2 separate regions of the Mus musculus genome follow, and region 1 is linked to region 2. A link is a loop called in an ENCODE intact Hi-C map of the cell type or tissue named here. Cell type or tissue: heart. All regions are shown on one strand. Each heading gives the region's core, and the rest is flanking DNA. Links, peaks and the distances in the headings are about the cores only.

What was found. Hi-C counts contacts between places; a loop is a spot of excess contacts. Peaks named below come from ENCODE experiments on the same cell type or tissue, not always from the same donor. Only the 100,000 strongest peaks of a DNase experiment are listed, where the experiment ranks them.
Region 1: it touches region 2 in a loop (2.7-fold over the local background); 3 of 42 quality-filtered maps call a loop at or near these places.

Annotation. Positions count from the first base shown.
Region 1 is chr3:58,317,935-58,328,133 of GRCm38, forward strand. No RefSeq gene overlaps it. Among named protein-coding and RNA genes, the nearest start is that of Gm32847, 21 kb to the left of the region's middle. In heart, for the core only: no CTCF peak of the experiment used is centred there; no DNase peak of the experiment used is centred there.
Region 2 is chr3:58,410,037-58,420,235 of GRCm38, forward strand. Tsc22d2 (TSC22 domain family, member 2) reads left to right here and starts at 4,684. Exons shown (of 4, transcript NM_001081229.2): 1 at 4,684-7,577. The coding sequence starts at 5,653. In heart, for the core only: a CTCF peak has its summit at 6,448; DNase peaks (open chromatin) are centred at 4,655, 5,305, 6,445 and 6,985; H3K4me3 peaks cover 5,767 bases; H3K27ac peaks cover 5,066 bases.

The DNA of each region.
Region 1 (10,199 bases), core at 1,453-9,452, 92 kb before region 2:
ATGAAAAAGGCCTATAATATAAATTGTCTTAATACTTCTGAAGCTCCAAAGGGATTACATACCCATACCGTAGAGTGATGACCAGGGACGTCTGATCTCTGGATTCTGAACTGCCTCCGAGTGACTTGTCTATTTTCACTGCCTTACTCCCAACTCTCATAAGACACTCCAGAAAACCTTTGTTTTCCTTCTGCTTTCTCACCAAATCATACAAGAGCACACCAGGAAATCTCTTGATAATGAGCTGTTGGATATGCCCACTTCTCTCCCCAGCTTTTATAAACATCTTATCCTCATCCTTAACCAACAAGTAACAACTATGACCAGCTCCTTTCTCCCCAGAGCATGCAAAACAGGCAGACTGTTAGAGATTGTGATTTTTTTTTTTTGTAAGTGTGTAAGTGGTTTACACAGAGTAAGAAAGTTGTTAGAAAACTGGAGACCTTTCCAGAATACCTGAAAGCCAGATTTCACTTACTTTCTTTGGAAGATAGTTCCATCAACCAAGTAGAATCAGATTGTCAGATAGCTGGCATTCACTTTACAAACCCCTCTCCATCCTTCTGACTGGTGCCTAAGTTGGAAAGGTAGCTTTTCAGAGAACACAAGCTTCTCCCACTTCAGAGAGCAGCTGCAGAGTTGTGACCTTTTTTCTTGGGAAGTTCCTACACTCTGGAAATCCAAGGTTGGGGCACTTCCTTGTTTCCACCTTTATTATTCATGCAAAATTAGATTTTTTTTTTTCTTTTCGAAAGAAGTGAAAACTTCCTGGAATTGACCCAAGAAAAAATTCATGCCAAGGAACCTGAGGCAAAATTTCGTAAGGTCCCAGATATGCCACCTTGTTTTATAGCAATGGGGAAAGCTAATAGGGACTGTTAAGGAGGAGAAAGAGGTGCCTGTGGTACTTTAAAAAAAAAAAAAAATAGAGCACACAAGTGAAACTAGTAACTAGTTCCTCACTGCCCCCAGCGCTTTGGGCAACCTCTTTATGACTTTAGGGTCTGCATACAAGAGGAGGGAGCAGTTCCATCTAGTTCCCAGAAGAAGGACATAAAATTCCCCGCTCAATCACCTTCAGCAATGTAAGGGTTTTAATTACTGGTCCATGCTCAAAGAAAAGGAGACCTCTGCAAGTGGCTAGAAACCAGAGCACCCCATGCTAGGTCCTTTCCTGCCTAAGGCATGTGAGGCCACATAATGAATTTTTTTACCTTGATCACAAACTTTGTTTTCAATGGTCAAATAGAGTAACTTAATACTGCTGGATGTTTGCCTGTTCTAACACATCACCTTTTGGAGCAACTTCCCACTTCCAGCTGGAGCCTCTATCCTTCCAGTGTTTAGAAGAGCTGATGAAAATTGCTTTAAAATGAAAAAAGAGCCCATGGTTGTTAGTGACCTCAGAACAGGCCTTCCCAGTGCTTCTTAGTCCCGTAAATAACAAAGCTCAAAATCCATCTTTTCTCCATTTAATGTGGTGAGGACCCCTTCTCCCCAAGTTCACAAGGATTACAATGTTCCCTACAGAAGGAGCCATTCAACTTCCTTGGAAGAAAAGATGGGTATGTCACTGTCATCAGGGAAATGCAAATCCACCCTTAGCACAATGGTCACAAACATAGCCCTAGGAAGTGGGGGTGGGGTGGGAAGAAGTTAGAACTCCCATTCATTATGAAGAGAATATGAAATGGTGCAATCACTGTGCAAAAGAGTCTTCCTGTTTGTTAAAAGGCTAAACAGAGTTACTATATAACTTACAATATAATCAAGAAACAAAAACATATCGGGGCTGGAGAGATGGCTCAGTGGTTAAGAGATCTGACTGTTCTTCCAGAGGTCCTGAGTTCAACTCCCAGCAACCACATGGTGACTCACAACCATCTGTAATGGTATCTGATGACTTCTGGTGTGTCTGAAGGCAGCTACAGTGTACTTGTATAAAATAAATAAGTCTTTTTAAAAAATCAGCCTCAGTTACATAAGAAGTTTCAGGCCAACCAGGGCTATATGAAAGTCCATTTCAAATAAACAAACAAACAAACAAACAAACCATATCCACACAAATGTGTGTACATGAATGTTCAATAGCATTATTCATAATAGTCAACAGGTAGGAAAAGCCCAACTGTTTATCATTAACAAACTAACAAATACAGAGTGGTATAACCATGCAAAAAGAAATCATCCAATAATAAAAATGAATGGAGTGCTGGTATGTGCTACAACATAGATGAATTCTGAAAACATACTTAGTGAAAGAAACCACCATAAAATGTTGCATACTGTATGGTTCCACTTATATAAAATATCATGGATAGGCAAACCTAAAGAGTCAGAAAGTAGATCAATGGATGTCCAGATTGTAGAAGGCAATGACTGGTAAGAGGTACAAGCTTTATTTGGGAGCAGGTGGTGAAATAGTTTAAAACTAAATAGCAGTAATAGTTGTACATCTTGTGAACATACTGAAATTCACCGCATTGTATATTTAAAGTGAGTCCAGGCTTGCCCAGGGTAGTGTTGCTTTTGAATGAATATTTCAGGGTGTTCATTTCATAGTACATAGATCAAGGTGAACATGCTAGCTGGCATATGCCTGTCATGCCAACACTTGGGAGTCTGAGGGATGAAGACTGTGAGTTCTAGGCCAGCTTAGACTACATAATGAGACCTTGCCTTGTAATTTTTTTCCAAAGCTGGTCAGCTTGCTATAATACATAAGTCATATCTTAATAAGGCTATTATAAAGTACAGAATTTATTGGAGGAAGAAAGAAGTAAAGAAAGGAAGGAAGAAAAGAGAAATAAGGAGAAAGACTGGATACAAAGTAGACTTATTGGAATGAACACTGAATGATTCAAATTTACACTTCAGTCTTTATTTTTTTTTCCAGTATTTAGGGGAAGGACAATAGGACAATCCTCTTCCTCTACTTGGTCATATTTGCTCATAGAAAACAAATATTTTACAGATAATCATGACCTCCAGGTTCCTTGTAATTCCTGACACTGTCTACCATATCTAAGTGACTCATCTTCCTCTGTCATTACAGCTGCTTGGCTACGTACTGAAAGAGCTATCCTGCAAAGACTAGTCCTGCAGCCTCTGTTGCCACAGAACTCATTGTTGAGATAGTCACTCAGAGGCTGCTGTAACTTCCGTCCTTTAGCTCACCCCTGCTTCATGGTTAATGAGAACTGGCTTCCCTTGAGCAGGCCTGTTCAAACGTTCCCAGCCGACTGTCTAGGGCAAAGAAGAAGTTTCACCTGGCCCTTACCCTTGGGCTTCTTTTACTGGTTTCCTTGTGTTTGGCTTTCCCGTCCTGTGTACATATCTGCTCTACTTGGCATGGCAGATCCCCATCCTTATGAGTGTGCTGGAAGAAGTTATCTCAGCAGTCTAGACGCAAACATCTGCAGGTCTCCCCTCCCTCTCCTCCATCCAAGTCAATTCAAGGTAGATGTTAGACAAAGACAGAAAGAGCTTCTCCTTCCTAGGGTGCTTCATTTCACTTGATCTGCACAGTAACCCTGTCAAGGAAGTACGTTTATCTTTGTCTTTCAAGATGAGGAAATACATTTGGAGGGGAAAGCAATTCATAAAAATCCCGTGGATTTGAACCAGGATTCAAATACAGAACTCTCCAAAGCATTCTTCCTTAAATAATAATCCCTGCAACTTTTTCTGAGCAACTTCTGTGTCAGATGCTATACCTTACTGACTAAATTCATTGATCCTTAAACATTCCAAGATGTTGATAGTAGCATCCAATATAAGAGATGAGAAAACTGAGGTCTAGAATGGTTATATAACTCCATTTTTATTTTTTTGGATTTGGGGTTTGTTGGTTGGTTGGTTGGTTGGGTTTGTTTTGTTTTTTGAGACAGGTTCTTACTTACATCCCAGAATGGCCTTCAACTCAAAGCCCTCCTCTTTCAGCCTGATTGCAGGATTACCTGGATGGTTACATAGCTCCTGAGATTATATATATTTATACCTGAAAGACTGCAAGCTTTGAAGATGTGCCTTTTTTCCTGATAATGGTAAAAGGTAACTGAATGTAGATTAAGGTTAAAGGATTGCCCAAACCAGTTCAGGAAAATATTTTCCCAAATGTGATCAACTTGATCAACATCAATCTACCTTCAGAGCTCTGGTTACAGAAGAAAGCAGAAGACCTGTTTACCTAGCCCATTGCAGGTAGGGGCTCTGTTAGTTGTAGCCAAACCTTTTCCTAACAAATAAGTGAACATATTATTACAAGTTGCTCCTGACCAAGAGTGCAGAGACATTAGGTAGTTTTCCAAAGTCACACAAACACTAAGTGGCTGTAACCTACTATTAGTTGTCCCTTCTATTCTCTTAGTAATTGACTTTTCCAGGTTATGGCTAGCCACATAGCTGCCCCCAAACTTCATCTTTTCCAGGGCTCCTGGAGATTTAGGGGCCATATGTTGACATCTGGGCTATTGGAATATAAGTAGTAGGAAGGGGTGTGGCTGACTTCAAGCTCCTGCTGCCTTCTATTTCCTCTTTCTTCATCCTACTGTTGGTAATGATGAATCACCTCCAATCATGTGGACCAGGATAACTAATGAAGGGCAGCTTGCCAACAGATAGGAGCTTGGGCTCTTGGATGATCTCATAGCTTATAACTCCCCTGAATCCTATGAGCTTGGATGTTTGAGGGAGGGAAAACAAACTTTTATCTAAACCATTATGTTTTAATGTGTCTTGAAGTTCTAGTATCTTTTACATTGGGGGGGGTAATATGTGTGTCTGCGGGTGACAGGGGAGGGGAAAGGTGTGTGTGTGTGTGTGTGTGTGTGTGTGTGTGTGTGTGTGTGTGTGTGTGTATACATGTGTGTAGAGTTCTTAGTTCAATGTCAGGTGCCTTGTTTGATTGCTCTCTACCTCTCTGTGACAAGATCTCTCAATAGAATGGAGGTTACAATCTCCTGCACTGGCTGCAGGATCCTCCTGTCTCTGCCTCTTTGGTATTGATATTACATGCATACCACTGCACCTGACTTTTTTATATGGATGCTAGGGATGAAACTCAGATTCTCATATTTGCCTATCAAGAACTTTATTGACTGAACCATCTCCCTAACTCTTAAAAGATTCAAGTAGAGGCCTAGAATATTAATATGGGTCACCTGATAGAAAATGGATGCCTGGATTCAAATAACAAATTTTTTCTTCATTGATTCATTGCATTCTTGGGTCTATTTTAAGCAAATGATAACTCACCTAGACAAATACACAAAAGACTCTCCTAAAGCAATACGGACCTAGCATTATCAAACTGTTCAACATTCTTTAAATAAAAGCAAAGTTTTTAATGCTATGCTTTTGAAAGCTATTACTTTGGAATGTTGGCTGATGCTATTAAGTTCAAACAAAACAGGTGGGGGGAATCTCTAGAAAGAGGAAATAGAAGGTTCAGAGATCTGAGATGAAGGAGTCTCCCAAAACTTGATGTGGGTGACCATAGCTGAATTGCCCAACAGTGGGCACACATAGGCTCATCCAAGGCCCCAGGCAAATATATAGCAGAGGACAAGGCAGTGAGTGGCCTCAGTGGGAGAGGATAATCTTATAGAGACTTGATGCTCCAGGGAAGGGGTATGCCAGGGGCAGGGGGCACCCTCTCAGAGGCAAAGGGGTGTGGTGTGGGAATGAACTCTGGGAAGAGGCAACATTTGGTCTGTAAATAAATAAAATAAGTTATTAACTTTTTAAAAAGACAAAAGAAAAGATCTACACCCAAGAACTACAGTTTCCCACCTACTTCTGTCCCAGTGTTACCCTAATGCTTAGATTTTAATCAGCTTCCTCACTGCACCCAGATTCAACCAGTACAGAAGCAATTAACCCCGTATCCAATTAAAGTTTCCAAGACTTTCCCCCTGGCAGGTCAAGCATGCCTACTAAACTTTAAGCCAATGGCTTTTGAAGAATAACAGTGAAAAAGCAGAAAACACATATTATTTACAGCCGTCCTCTCATTTATGTGGTATTGCCAAGCGCTTACCTGAAGTTTCAGTGTTTGTCCTTCACCCATAGATTCCTAAAAATTAGGGCAGTCCATATCCACAAAACGAAACTACTCCTAAGGCTTTCTCTACTGAGCACCCTACCAAATTCTTCCTGAGTATCTATACCCAACTCAAAAGTTATCTTCTTTGTGGGGACATAAAGCTCTTTGCCTCTCCCAGGAAAACTAGATTCATCTGAATGGGGTGTCAGCAGAGTTGGTTCTTTCTGAGGGCTGTAAGGGGAGACTCTGATACATGCCTCTCTCTTTCACCCACAGATGTCATCTCCCTTTCGACACATGTTTTTAAAAGTCAAACTCTCACACACATGATTTCGTTTTGCTTGTTTTGTTCTGTTTGGGGAATACCATTGATTTTGGTTAGGGTCAGCTCAATGACCTTATTTTAAATTGAGACCTCAAATAAGAATATTGTGAGCTACTGGAGGATCAGGCCACCCACAAACTCTTTTGCTTATGGGTTGGGGGCACAATTGATGTAATAACAGTGTTACTGGATCACAGATGGAATTATTGTGCTTCCTAAAAGTCTACTACAGTGCTAAGCATGATGGCACATGTCTGAAACCCCAGTGCTTGGTGGCTAAAACACAAGAATTGCTATGAATGCAAGGTTGACTTGGACCATACAGTGCATTTAATGTCAATCCAACTTACATTGTTGGACAGATAGAGGATGCTTGTTCTTCTCAAGGGCTCACGGAACCTCTCTAAAACTTATCATTTAAAAAAAAAAAAGATGCCACACAGCAGCTCTTTTGTTAATATAAAAATGTTTTAAATGGTTTCCTGGATCGTATCAGAACACAGTGTAATAAAACGTTTAAAACGAGAAATCAACAGGGAAAATGATCACACACACTGCACAATCACCTGGAGACTAAACAGTACTCTTCTGAACCACTAAAGAAATCAGGGAGAAGACTAGCAACTCCCTAGAATCTAATGGTAACTTACACTAGCACACAAGCAAACAGAGCCCTGCACACAGCCAAGGCAGTCTGAAGAGGAAAGGCTATAGCTATAAGCAATCACATCCAAAAATCAGAACAATCCCAAATAAATTACTCGGTGATGCACTAGAGGCTATAGAAAAAGAAAAATAGACAACTCTAGTGGATGGTAAGAAATAACAAATTTTAGGGCAAACATCAATTAAATAGTGACTAAAAGAATAATGTATAAAACCAAAGACATGGTTCTTTGAAAAGATTAATGATATTGAAAAGAATCTCTAGTCAAACTAACAGAGACAGAAGACCTGCAGGATAATTTCATCTCCGATATTAGAGATGAAAAGATGCTTGCTACAATAGACCCCCATAGAGTGCAGATCATTAGGGGATCTCTGGGAAAGTATATTCCAAAGAAATCTAGAAATATTGGAAAAATGAGAAAATTTCTAAACTAATATAATTAAACCTAGAAGATAAAAACCATTTAAGCTGCCCTTCCGAGGGAGGGAGGGAGGGAGGGAGGGAGGGAGGGAGGGAGGGAGGGAGGGAGTGCTGGAGAGATGGCTCAGTGGGTAAGAGCACTTGTTCTTGAAGAGGAGCCAGTTTCAGTTCCCAGCACCCACATGGGGACTCACACCATCTATAACACCAGTTCCAGGGGGCCTGACGCCCCTCTTCTGACTTCCTTCCAAGGCCACCAGGCACACACATGGTACACAAACATATGTGCAAACAAAATGTTCATAAAATAAAATAATAAATATAATTAACTGTCCAAAAACAAACAAAAGGTTGAAGCAATCATCTTCCCACAAAGATACTTCCATGACTAGATAGGTTTACGACTCAATTCAAAGTTTAAGAAACAGCTGACAGCAATAGTTTTCACACTGTCCCAGTTGAGAGATCCTCTTTGGTTTGGTTTGGCTTGGTTTTATTTTTGGTTTTGGTTTGTTTGTTTGTTTGTTTGTTTGTTTTTTTAAAATAAAAAAAAACAATGGCTCCCGAGAACACCCAAGATTGACCTTTGGCCTCTACATACATTTGTGCATACATGCACACATTCATTCATTTGTGCAGCAACAGAATTGATAAACTTGCCAGAGAAAGGAAAGGGAAGTAAGCAGATTATTTCTTTACATCCTTTTATCTAAGTTGCCACCAGATAGTTCGGCTCACATTAAGGAAGATCTTCTTTCTTCAAACAATTTGGTCAAGAAAATCCCTTATAGGAACGCCCCCGCAGCTTGGGTTTTAGTTGATTCTGGATGAAGTCAACTAGAAACCAAGGTCAGCCATCACGAAGGATGCTTGAAAAAGCTGTATCTCACTACTCTATAAGCCAGCTAAAATATATGTTAGAGGTGGTGAGATAGCTCAGCACCAAAGATACCTATTGCCAACCCTGATGACCAGAGTTCAGTCCCCAGGGCCTGCTTGGTAGACGAGAGAACTGACTCCTGCAGTTTTTCTTCTGACTTCCACTTGTGTGCTGTCACATGCTCAACACACACACACACACACACACACACACACACACAGAGTATTGTTATTTTTTTTGTTATGAGCCTAGTCTTTAGTGGTTGAGCCATCTTTCCAGCCCCACACATTATTCTTAATTATGAATAATCTCTAAATTTACCTTTAACATATTCTTTCTATGGAGTCACTCAAGGATGGGTCCAGAAAATTAAGACAGTAAACAAAAAAGAAAAAAATTCAGTTGAAGAAGCAACCTAATGGAAAGATGCTGGAAGCATGACCTACAGGGATAGCTTTTCAACAAACCTACAAAGCATAGGTCTCATTTGAAATCTGCAGAACAGAGGCTTAAAATGTAGTTGTCTGAGAAGAGAGTATATAAACAGAAAATCCCACAAATTTCATGTTACCTTTAAAAGCTAGAATATCAGGCTGTAAAATGAAAGACAGCGGTATCAAAGATGAGAAGGGAGAGCCAGTCAGGAATAATAAGAAAAGCCTAGGTCTATCCAATGTAGCAATGTTGCTGTAAAGCAGTAGTGTCTGTTTACATGGTCATTATGTTGTAAGCTCTGTTGATCAATTTCAGTTCTTGGTGCCAAACTATAGGTAAGGCAAAATGCTTGGGTCTAGGTGTAGAACAAGGTTCACATTTTCTTTCTTAATGGAATAGATTAAAGTGAAATATTTTGGGAGGGATAAGGATCAGCAGAGAGATGGAGAAAAGTAGAGGCACATGCGTATGTGTGCATCACAAAGCAAGAATAGAGACAGTGTCAACAGCAGCAGACGGAGACCGTAAGCCCAGTGGGTCATGCTTGGTCCAGGGAGTGACACTATTAGGAGGTGTGGCCTTCTTGGAGTAGGTCTGTCTCTGTTGGTATGTCTTTAAGACCCTTGTCCTAGCTGCCTGGAAGCTATCTAGCAGCCTTCCATGAAGATATAGAACGCTCAGCTCCTCCTGCACCATGCCTACCTGGACTCTGCCATGTTCCTGCCTTGATGATAATGGACTGAACCTCTGAACCTGTAAGCCAGCCCCAATTAAATGTTGTCCTTGGTCGTGGTGTCTCTTCCCAGCAGTAAAACCCTAAGACACTGGACAAATTCGGTTCTTAACAGTGCACATTCAGATGCTCTGAACAGCAGCTGCTAAGAAGGAAATGCATTGGCACAAAGCCTTCTAAGAGAAACCTAGGAAGCAAAGGAGAAGGGGACAGGACAGCAGTGGACAGGGAAAGAAGCCAAACCAACCTCTCTGAAGGAGAAAAAGAGAGGTTGGCTCTGAGAAGTGCCTCAGAACCCAGTGTAGCTCCCAGGACTTGTCAGACTCACAGGGAGTGCCCAAGTAAAAGTTAGCCAGGAGCTCACTGATCCAAAGGCTAGAACAGCACTGGTATCCCAGTACCACTCTGGTATTGGTTGAGAACAGTCCAGAGGTATGTGGTGTAGAGGAAATGCCACAGTGGATCCAAAGAAGCAGCAGCTGGGATTGTCACTCTGCTATGTAGCCATAACAGAACCTCTTAAAAGAACATCTATGTAGCTGCCACAGAAGGTATTGGTTCAATTTTTAAATGAATGGATCCCCTTATTCAGCAGGAGAAGTGAACAAATACATTGGGAACATAGTTTTATAATTATTTTTTGTTTAAAAGACGAGTTCGGTGGTTTTAATGTATTTGGCTCTTTCTTAG
Region 2 (10,199 bases), core at 1,510-9,509:
GTTCACACACATACACACACACACAGAGGCACACACATATATGAAAGATTCAACAAATGTTTCAATTTATTAAAAAATAGCTATTAAATGTTACCAAATAAGCTAGCTCATCTATGACAGAATGTGACTCCTTTGAAAAATCATGTATATCTAGTACTTTCTTTCTCTCTCTCTTTTTTTTATTGGTGTGAATGCACATAAGTTTGGGTGCCATGTGCATGCAGTGCCCATGGAGGCCAGAAGAGGGGTTCAGATACACTGGGACAGGAGTTAGGAAAGGTGGTGAGTCACCATGCGGGTGCTGGGAATTGAACCCGAATCATCTTAACCACTGAGCTACCTCCCCAGCCTCACTACTTCCTTTCTTTTTATTACTTTGTAATTAACGGTATTGGATCTAAGAAATACTACTGCCAATCGCAGCCCCCTGAGGTGCTGTCATTACCCTGGTATCTAATTCCACACATTCTTTCATGGCTTTCTGTAGTGCGACTCCTTGCTGCTAGACATTTCTTCTCAGAAGAGGGAAACTGAGGGATTAAGAGGTTTATCAGCAGTTATAAAACAATTTTATGGCAAAACCGAACTCATTCTTGGTCTCTCCAATCAGATAACATACATGTTATTCGTGTTATTTCCAGTGGCCACATATAACATGGAAGAGTAAAGTCATACAGTCATTAACCGCTTTCTCCTTGCAGTGCTATACTGGAGCGTTTAAGGTAGACAGTAGAGCCACAGGGACATCATTTTAGTTCACCAAGATTACACTGTAAATTCAATAATGAGATAAGGCATTCGACCACTAGGATACCACATTCATTATTTCAAAATGCAAACTGCCTACATTACACCTTAACTTCAAAGATATTTGAGACTCAAGGAGATTTTCACCATGACAAAAAGGGTCTTTATTGTTTCACAGTGCATCAAATCCTTGGCATGTCTAATAGTAACTTTCTTAACTGTGAAGATTTTAATCATCTATTCTCAAGATTGGTACACTTTAAGACTGAGTTTTCTATTAGTAAACTAGTCAGGGACTTCTGTTAGCTTAATCCCTCTACACTGTATTTCTTTTCTTCCTTTTTGAATAATATTATACAATAGTGTCACTTAATGTGATACTGCCTCAGAAATGGAGGGCCAGGAAAACCTTAGTAAAAATCCAGACAGTGCTTGCTTACTTACACGACTGTGTTTTTATTGATTCCTTTTACAAGCTGAAAAACACTCCTTCATTTTGTGTCTTTTCAGATAATTTGGTGATTAGAAACATAGAAAACAAGCATGAACTCTTTCTAAATCCCAGAATCAACTTGGTGGCTGGAATATAGGCTGTCCAATGGACAGCAAATACCACTGGGTTTGGTATCACTACGAAAGTTATTTTCCTTAATGTAGATAGTTGCTTGCTTAATTTCTACTGAAAACATTATATATTTCTTCTGAGTCTTTCACGTGCCATTATTCACTGGGAGATGGAGATGTCAGGCGATGTCAGGCTTTCTTGAGAACCTGTGGCTCACAGTCTACCATCTGATGACTATGAAGTGATCCAACAGTGCACTGATCTGTAAGACAATGGCCTAGCAGAAGTACACTGTTTATAAGTAATGAAAAGCTTACATTCTAGCAGTTTTTTTTTTCATCAGTGAAATGGGGCCTTAGTTCCTAGGGTTGTTTTTTTTTCCCCCATCCTGGTTCTTTCTAAATATACTTCCCATATCCTGCTGCAAACTGAAGTCTTTGGGGAAGTACCAGATGTAAGTCAAATGGTCAAGGTGGGGGCTAAGAGAGCAGTAATCAAGGGCTCCCACAGCCTCCACTGCATGGTTTGTGGGTACAGGCATGGAGCCAGGATAACTGCATTAAAGCCTTTAAGTCTGGCTCTCCAGGGACCTCTCCAATCCCAAAGAGGGCTGTCAGGTTACTTATTAACAACTCTACACATTAGCAAAGATACTTACATGAATAGTCTACAGTCTGTTTATTGATTTATTTTTTATTGATTTTATTTATTTATTTATTATTTACTGTCATTTTTGTTGTTATTTGTAGACTTGTTTTGTTTTGTTTTGGTTGGTTGGTTGGTTGGTTGGTTTTTGAGACAGCCCTGGCAGTCTGGAACTCACTCTGTAGATCAGGCTTGGCCTCAAATTAAAAAATCTGCCTGCCTCTGCCTCCCAAGTGCTGGGATTAAAGATGTACACCACCACTGCCTGCATTTGTAGACTTCTGATTCCTCGTGAACAACTATATAAATTATATACATTTTGTAGTTTGGGAATAGTTTCGTTTTTCCTTTGTACATAGATTTCAAACTTCCTATATCTAGAATTCTTTTCATTTCTCCCCAACAGTCTAAAGTATAAAATTCTCTTCATTTTTCTTTTCCTTTTTTTTTTTTTTTTTTTTTTTTTTTTTTTTTTTTTTACCTAGGGTTTGCTTGCTTATTAAGAAACAGGGTATCAATGAGGTGGAGAGGTGACTGGCCTGAACTTCCCGGGCTCAAGTGATCCATCTGTCTCAACTTCACGAGTTCTACATTTTTTTTAAAGGGAAAATATACAAAAGTAGGATCTTTAAATGTTTGGAAAATGCTATTTTCAAGAAAACAGTTAAACACATACACACATTTCACGAAACATCTAAATATTCAAACTTTATAATCCTAAAATGTCTTGTTAACATTTTCTACTCCCTTTGTAGCAGAAATGTTGTTCCCATTTCTTCAAATTAGTTTTATGTTTACTTTCATGTCATGGTAGATTCCACCTGTTGTTAGAATGAACACTTACAGCCGGGCGTGGTGGCGCACGCCTTTAATCCCAGCACTTGGGAGGCAGAGGCAGGTGGATCTCTGAGTTCGAGGCCTGCCTGGTCTACAAAGTGAGTTCCAGGACAGCCAGGGCTATACAGAGAAACCCTGTCCCGAAAAAACAAAAAAAAAAAAAAAAAAACCAAAAAGAATGAACACTTACAGATTACTCTTCCCCCTTTAACGTGTGGCTGAAGAATACCACCCTAATAATCAGAAAAGGAAATTTAATAAGATAATGTAATGTCACGATCAAGCATGTGGTTTTTATTTTTCTGAAACTCCTATGGTCAACAATACCCACTGATAATTAATTTTAACATCAGCATTAAAATAATCTCTTATAAATTCACATTGGATTAACAAGCCAATTATTTCTACGTACTGTCTTGAGAAATTACTGAAATTATAGATTTAGAAATGAAGCATTCCCTCAGCTATCTCGGCCACAATAACACCAGCATGTAACACTTATTTTCTTTTTTCTTCTGCCCCCCTCAAGAAGCAGGGATGTTACTGTGAGGTATTGGTTTATATACTGACCTCTGTCACTTGGGTTTGAAGGACAGTTTCTATTGAGTTTAAAATATCTATCTCCATACATTACAGCTAAATACCTAGAAAGTGTTGTGTAAATTTTAATTTTCAATCCGTTTTTGGATCAAAGAGTTCTTTAAAGATTAGAGAACTGAGTAAACTACTTTAAACGAGTCAGCCTGATATGATCTCTAAAAGCTGCAACAAATCTGACATCTTAATTTCCAGCAAAACTTCTCAGATTTTAGCTAACTTAGAGTTGTTTTCATGTGTCAAGAGTTCAAGAGTGGTCGGTGTTTAAAATAACATCCTCACTCTCCCAATGTGGAGACACTTGCCAGCACTTGGGAGGCAGAGGCAGGAAGCTCACTACAAGTTCAAGGCCACTTTGGTTTAAGTAAGTAGCCTGGGCTACAAGAGGTCTCATAACAACAAGACTCGATTTTGATTGGGAAGTAGCTACAAGATGGAAAAATTCAGTGGCACTTTCAGAGCTGCTGTCTGACTTAGTAGTGGAAGAAAAAGGTATTCTCTTACTGTGCATGATCCAAAGCAAACCAAAGAACAACATGGCTCTAACAGGAGCCTTAGAACAATCAAAAGAGCTACACTTATTTAACACTGTAGGCTTTTCAACGTTGGAACCTATAAGCAGATTTCATGTTCAACGTCTCGAAAGTTTAAATGAACTCTTCCAGCCTTGAACCACAACAAGTGAAAATTTGGAATATGTTATTAACTCCTAATCTTTTTCGAAACCGACTTTACTTTGGGCAAGTAACCATCCCTGTCGCCGCCGCTTTTTATAGACAGAATTTCTGTCTGAAAGATCATCTTTCTAACTCAGTCTGGCTTGATGTTCTGTGTTAGTCACCCTCGTTTCTCTTAAATCTCACTTCTCCCACTATCCTAGTTAACATATATTTTCAGGACTTTTAACCCGGTTCGCTTTCTCCAGCTATGCACCTCTTCGGCAGCTGGATCGCCCTACTTTTTTCCCCTATCGCCCAGGTTCCTCTAAGACTATGCTAAACATTAGACCGAGCACATGACCTCCAGTCATCCAGGATCGCCACACGCCGGCCCTAAACCATGCGATGCCCCAGGCTTACAAATTAAAACCGTCTTCTGGCTTTTCCTCTCCTAGTGAACCTGCAGTGTGGAAATTTAAATTTAAAAATTTTTTAAATAAAAGAACCCGCTCCCTTTTCTCTACCCCCTTGGCCCCGCCCACGAACCCCCCTCAAGCCTCCACGCGAAGCCGCAGGAAACCGGAGGGGGCGGGGCGGTGACGTCACGACGCCGGCGCGTCACGGAACGGCGGCGGCTGCGGCGCTGGCGGTGGCTGCGGCAGCGGCGGCATTTTAGTCTGCGGCGGCAGCGGCTGCGGGGCTGCTGCTCCTCCCAGCATCCCTGGCGCGGCCATTTCAGCCCCATCTTGGCCGAGTGGAGGGAGCTGCAGCCGCTGCTTCAGCAGTTTGAATTTCTGTTTTGTTTTGTTTTGTTTTTTCCCTCCGGAGTCTCCGAGCCGGCCGCGCCGCGGAGAAGCGGAAGGCGCCGCCACCGGTTCCCCTCACGCCGCCGAGCACCTCCGCTCGCTTGCCGTTCCTTCAGCCGCCGCCGCCGCCCCTCACGCGCCTCAGAGCCGCGAGGAGGCCGGGCCCGCCGCCGCCGCGGGTGGCTCCCTGAGGGAGGCCAGACTGCCGGCCTTCCCCGCCCCCGAGCGGGCTTCCGCCGCCACCGCCGGCATGGCCCCCGGACTGCGCTCGGGCTAGAGCCCGGGACGGAGGGCTGCCTCCCGCCGCGGACCTCCAGCCCCGTCCGTCAGGAAGCGCCGGTCCCGGCCTCGCCGCTCCGCCTTCTTCCTCCGCGTCGCCGCGCGGGAGCAGCCGCGGGACCCGGCCAGGAGAGCCCGAGCGGGGCAGAACCGCCCCTCACGCCGCCGCCGCCGCCTCCTGCGCCCTGCGCTCCACCCCCAGCCGGGCCTGCTGACCGCGCCGAGCGCCGGGCTGGACTGACCGCGGAGGCTGAGCTGTTGGAGCAGCCGGCCCGCCCCTGGACCACGCTCGGGCCGTCGCTGAGGAGTTGAATTGAGGCACCCCTGCCGCGGGAGGTGAGGAGGGAGGAGGAGGATGTCGCGCCGAGACGCCGGCGCCCAGAGCAGCCCGTGACTTGGCGGCGTGGGCCGTAGACCCAGGCGCGAACTCGGACTTTGTCTTTGGGGGCCCGTGCTCGGCCCTTCTCGGTTTCCGGTGGGGTCCCAGAGGAGCCTCTGCCCTCCAGCCTCTTCCACCATGTCCAAGATGCCGGCCAAGAAGAAGAGCTGCTTCCAGATCACCAGTGTCACCACGGCTCAGGTGGCCACCAGCATCACCGAGGACACCGAGAGCCTGGACGACCCGGACGAGTCGCGCACGGAGGACGTGTCCTCCGAGATCTTCGACGTTTCCCGGGCCACGGATTACGGCCCGGAGGAGGTGTGCGAGCGTAGCTCCTCGGAAGAGACGCTCAACAATGTCGGGGATGCGGAAACTCCCGGGACCGTGTCCCCGAACCTCATCCTGGATGGGCAGCTGGCAGCCGCTTCAGCTGCGCCCGCCAACGGAGGCGGCGGTGGCGTGTCGGCCCGGAGCGTGGCGGGGGCACTCGCCCAGACCCTGGCGGCGGCCGCCGCTTCGGTGTCCACTCCTGGGCCGAGTAGTGCAACTCCATCTCAGCCCCCTGCCACTTGTAGTTCGCGTTTCCGCGTGATCAAACTAGACCACGGGAGCGGGGAGCCGTACCGGCGCGGCCGATGGACGTGTATGGAATACTACGAGCGGGATTCGGATAGCAGCGTCCTCACCAGGTCCGGGGATTGCATTAGACACAGCAATACTTTGGAGCAGACTGCGGAGCGGGACAGCGGCCTGGGAGCCACCGGAGGGTCGGTGGTGGTGGTGGTGGCCTCCATGCAGGGGGCGCACGGGCTGGACTCGGGAACTGACAGCTCCTTGACTGCTGTGTCACAGCTACCCCCGTCGGAGAAAATGAGCCAGCCCACTCTCGCCCAGCCGCAGAGTTTCAGCGTCGGGCAGCCGCAGCCTCCACCGCCCGTAGGTGGGGCTGTGGCTCCAAGTTCGGCGTCGCTGCCGCCGTTCCCGGGAGCGGCGACCGGGCCGCAGCCAATGACAGCAGCCGTTCAGCCAACCCAGCTCCAGGGAGCCGTGGCCGGAGGCGCCCTCCCCGGGCCTGTCGGTCAGGGGCTGCCGCCGCCGCCGAATGTCAACCTGGCGCAGCCTGTGGCCCTGGCAGCTCAGCCCGGCCCGGCCGGCGGCTCCTCGTTGTCACAGCAGTTCGCCTATCCCCAGCCTCAGATACCACCCGGGCATTTGTTGCCGATGCAGCCATCCGGCCAGAGTGAGTACCTGCCGCCGCACGTGGCCCTGCAGCCGCCAAGCCCTGCGCAGCCCTTGTCTACCAGCGCTAGCGCCACCTCTGCTTCCGCGGCCAGCTTTCCTCTGGGGTCTGGCCAGAGCGTCTCCTCCTTGGGTGCCCAGATGATGGGCGCCTCCGCCCAGCCCAGTGAAGCTGTGGCCCCGGGTCCGGTTCCTGTAGGCCAGGCCGCTCCTTGTCAGCCGGCCGGAGTGGCCCCAGCTGCTCTAGGAGGCGTGGTGCAGCCAGGCTCCGGGCTTACTGGGGTTGGGCAGCCCCAGCCCGTGCAGCCTCCGCAGCAGATGGGTGGCAGTGGTCAGCTGCCAGCCGTGCCTGGTGGTCCTCACACCGTGGTGCCCGGAGTTCCAAACGTGCCTGCAGCGGTACCCGTTCCAAGCGTGCCTAGTGTGCCCACCACTTCTGTTACTATGCCAAATGTACCCGCGCCTCTGGGCCAGTCTCAGCAGCTGAGCAGCCATACGCCAGTCAGCCGGAGCAGCAGCGTCATCCAGCAAGTTGGTTCACCCTTAGCTCAAGGCACACACAGTGCACCAACAAGTCTACCACAGTCTGACCTAAGCCAGTTTCAGACTCAGACCCAGCCTTTAGTCGGGCAAGTTGACGATACTAGAAGAAAATCAGAACCCCTACCTCAAGCACCACTTTCTCTCATTGCTGAAAGTAAGCCTGTTGTGAAGCCTCCAGTTGCAGATGCCCTGACAAACCCTCTTCAGTTAACACCTATGAACAGTCTGGCCACCTCTGTATTCAGCATAGCTATTCCTGTTGATGGTGATGAAGACAGGTATGTACATTTTTTTAAATTTTGAATATCTGATAGAGTTGCTTGCCCCAAATATCTTAAGATGCAGTTTGGGGAGTTTGTTTCCACTTAGGGTCTTTATTTTTAAAACTTAAATTTGGTAAAAATCAATTCAAAGTTTTGAAGTAAGGAGACAAAAGTCACGGGATTTTTGTTGTTGTTGTTTTGTTTTTGTTTTCTTTTTAAGCAATTAAATGGATAGTGATTCAACATGATTGATGTATTTCAGCTTAATAGTTTGAAGATGAGAGCTGGTATTGCCCCCCCCCCCTTCAGTAAGAAAGAGGGTCCCTTTCTAAGGTAGTAAATTACTTTTTAATGTTTATGGTAGAGTTTTGCCTGAGTTGGTAAGACTGAAAACCAGAAAGCCTTTTCCTGGGGGCAGGGAAGTGATGGAATAGAAGCAGTCTCCATCAGTGAATTTGGAAGACTGGAGAGAATGATAAAATGTGAAGTCTAGCTTTGACTATCCCTAAGTGAGTCTATAGAAGGGGGTCGTGAGAATTCCCAGTAACTTTTCAAAGATAATATTTTTGTTTAAGCAAAAGAGGAAAAAAAGCAAAGAAAAAGTACTGGGAAAATGGATGTTCTCCTATCAGTCTTTAGTGTAGGAAAGGGAGGTGTGGAATGCTTAAACAGTAGTAAAAACTAGAGTTTTGAAATGTCTGTAACCAACTCCCTCTACCTAGAGTGTAAGGATTGCTTTTTTAATAGTTTAGGTAAAAATTAGTGTATTACTACACTATTCAATAGTGGTGGTGTTTGGTTGTGGCCTACTTAGGAATTGTAGGGGGTTTTTTGGTTTGTTCTTTAGGAGCTGTCACATAGACCTTTGACATTACATAATTCCAACCTTGTTAAAAACTTAATTGCAGTTTAACACTACATTAAAAATTACAGGGAAAGAGTTGGGTATCTTCTTACATTGTATGTTTTTGAGAGAGGTTAATTTTAGGAGCTAAAAGGGTCAGAATTTGGTATGATCTAGAATCGTTAGTTATGTAGAAGACTACCATGAAATAATAAAGCTTCTCTTCAGCATTTTAGACTCACACAGCCTTAACTTTTGACTTCCAGTTATCCTTGTTTTATTTTATATATATATTTCTGCTAGTTTAAAAATGCTGACTGGAATTCATTCATCACTGTTTTTTGTGATTCAGAATTCATGATTTTTGTAGTCAAGTTGTGGGAAATCTGTTGCACTTGAGAACTCAGTGTTCTTAAGTGTGCTAGTCGGCCAGCCGGTCACTGAAACATTTAGTGGGATTAAAAAAAAAAAGAAAGAAAGAAAACTGACTTCATGAGCAACTCAAAACAACAACAACAAAACCCCCTCTGTTCTCTAGTTGCTCCTATTTTCAAGGGTAGGGCCACATATAACAGGAAGGTGGAGTTTACCTTTCACCTTTGATGGTGGTCAATAGCACCTTATCTTTTCTAGCTAGCAGCAACCTCTATTTTCTAAGTAAGTTATCTTTCACTTACCCTCTTTGATCTATACACTGTCCTGTCTCTCTTCAATTATGACTTTTCCCCAATCTCTTCTTTTACACATAAAACCTATGACTGTGAATGGAAAGTACATCTTTCCTCTTCACACACTTTACAGTTTACAACGTCTACAGTTACAGTCTTCAGAACTTAAAAGTATAATTATATATTATTGAAACAGAAATCTGTTGGCAAATGGAAACTCTGAAACATATTCCTGTTGAATATTTCTACAGATGCATACATTTTTCCTTACTGTAGAGAAAGTTAGTAATCTCAGAAATCTTACTTCCAAATATGAATGTTTTCACTCCAGATAGTGCTATGTCATTGTTCTTGCATCAGTTGGTCCTTTTCAAGGGTTTGATTGTGGTAGCCCCATTTTAAATGTGCCACTTTACCCCAGTCTTAAATTCTGCATTGCATATTTATCGGTTTTTCCGTTTTTTAATATGCTAGTTTCCAAGATGTAATCTTAACACACTTGATGTTTTGTCACTAGACCAACACACCTGGTGAAGGAATGATCCATTAATTAGAAATAGGGTTTGGTTTTGTTTACTTGTTTGTTTTAAAGGAAAGTCTGTGTAAAGAGGTCATTCTGAAGTTTACACATGGGAATAATAGTTTTCCAGGCACATGTTTAAATTACCCAGATGAATAACTTAATAGAAACAATACTAACTAGAAACATTACTTTTAATATAATTTGAGGTTAACTTTCTTAAAATCTGCAGTATCATTTATAATACTTCAAATAAAATATAAATTGGAGAGTTCTTGAGGAATTAATGTCTTAAACTTTCTGAATAGGTTAACACATTTAGATCCTAAGGAAATACTTGTAAATACTCATTTTTTGTTAAAATTCCAAATTTAGTAAACAGGTCTTAGTTCTTTTGTTTTTAAACAAAATGAAAGAAGGTGGGAAGTTAACAAAAGGTGGGTTTTAGGTTCCTACATTGGAAGTCTTATCACGGTTTGATTCCATATAAAGGCTAATGCGGAGTCCTTATCATTGTCTGTTGACCCTATATTATTAAGTAATCAAAGAGTGAGATTTTTCCAGCCATTTTGATTGGAAAAATTTATGGCTACACATTAAGACTT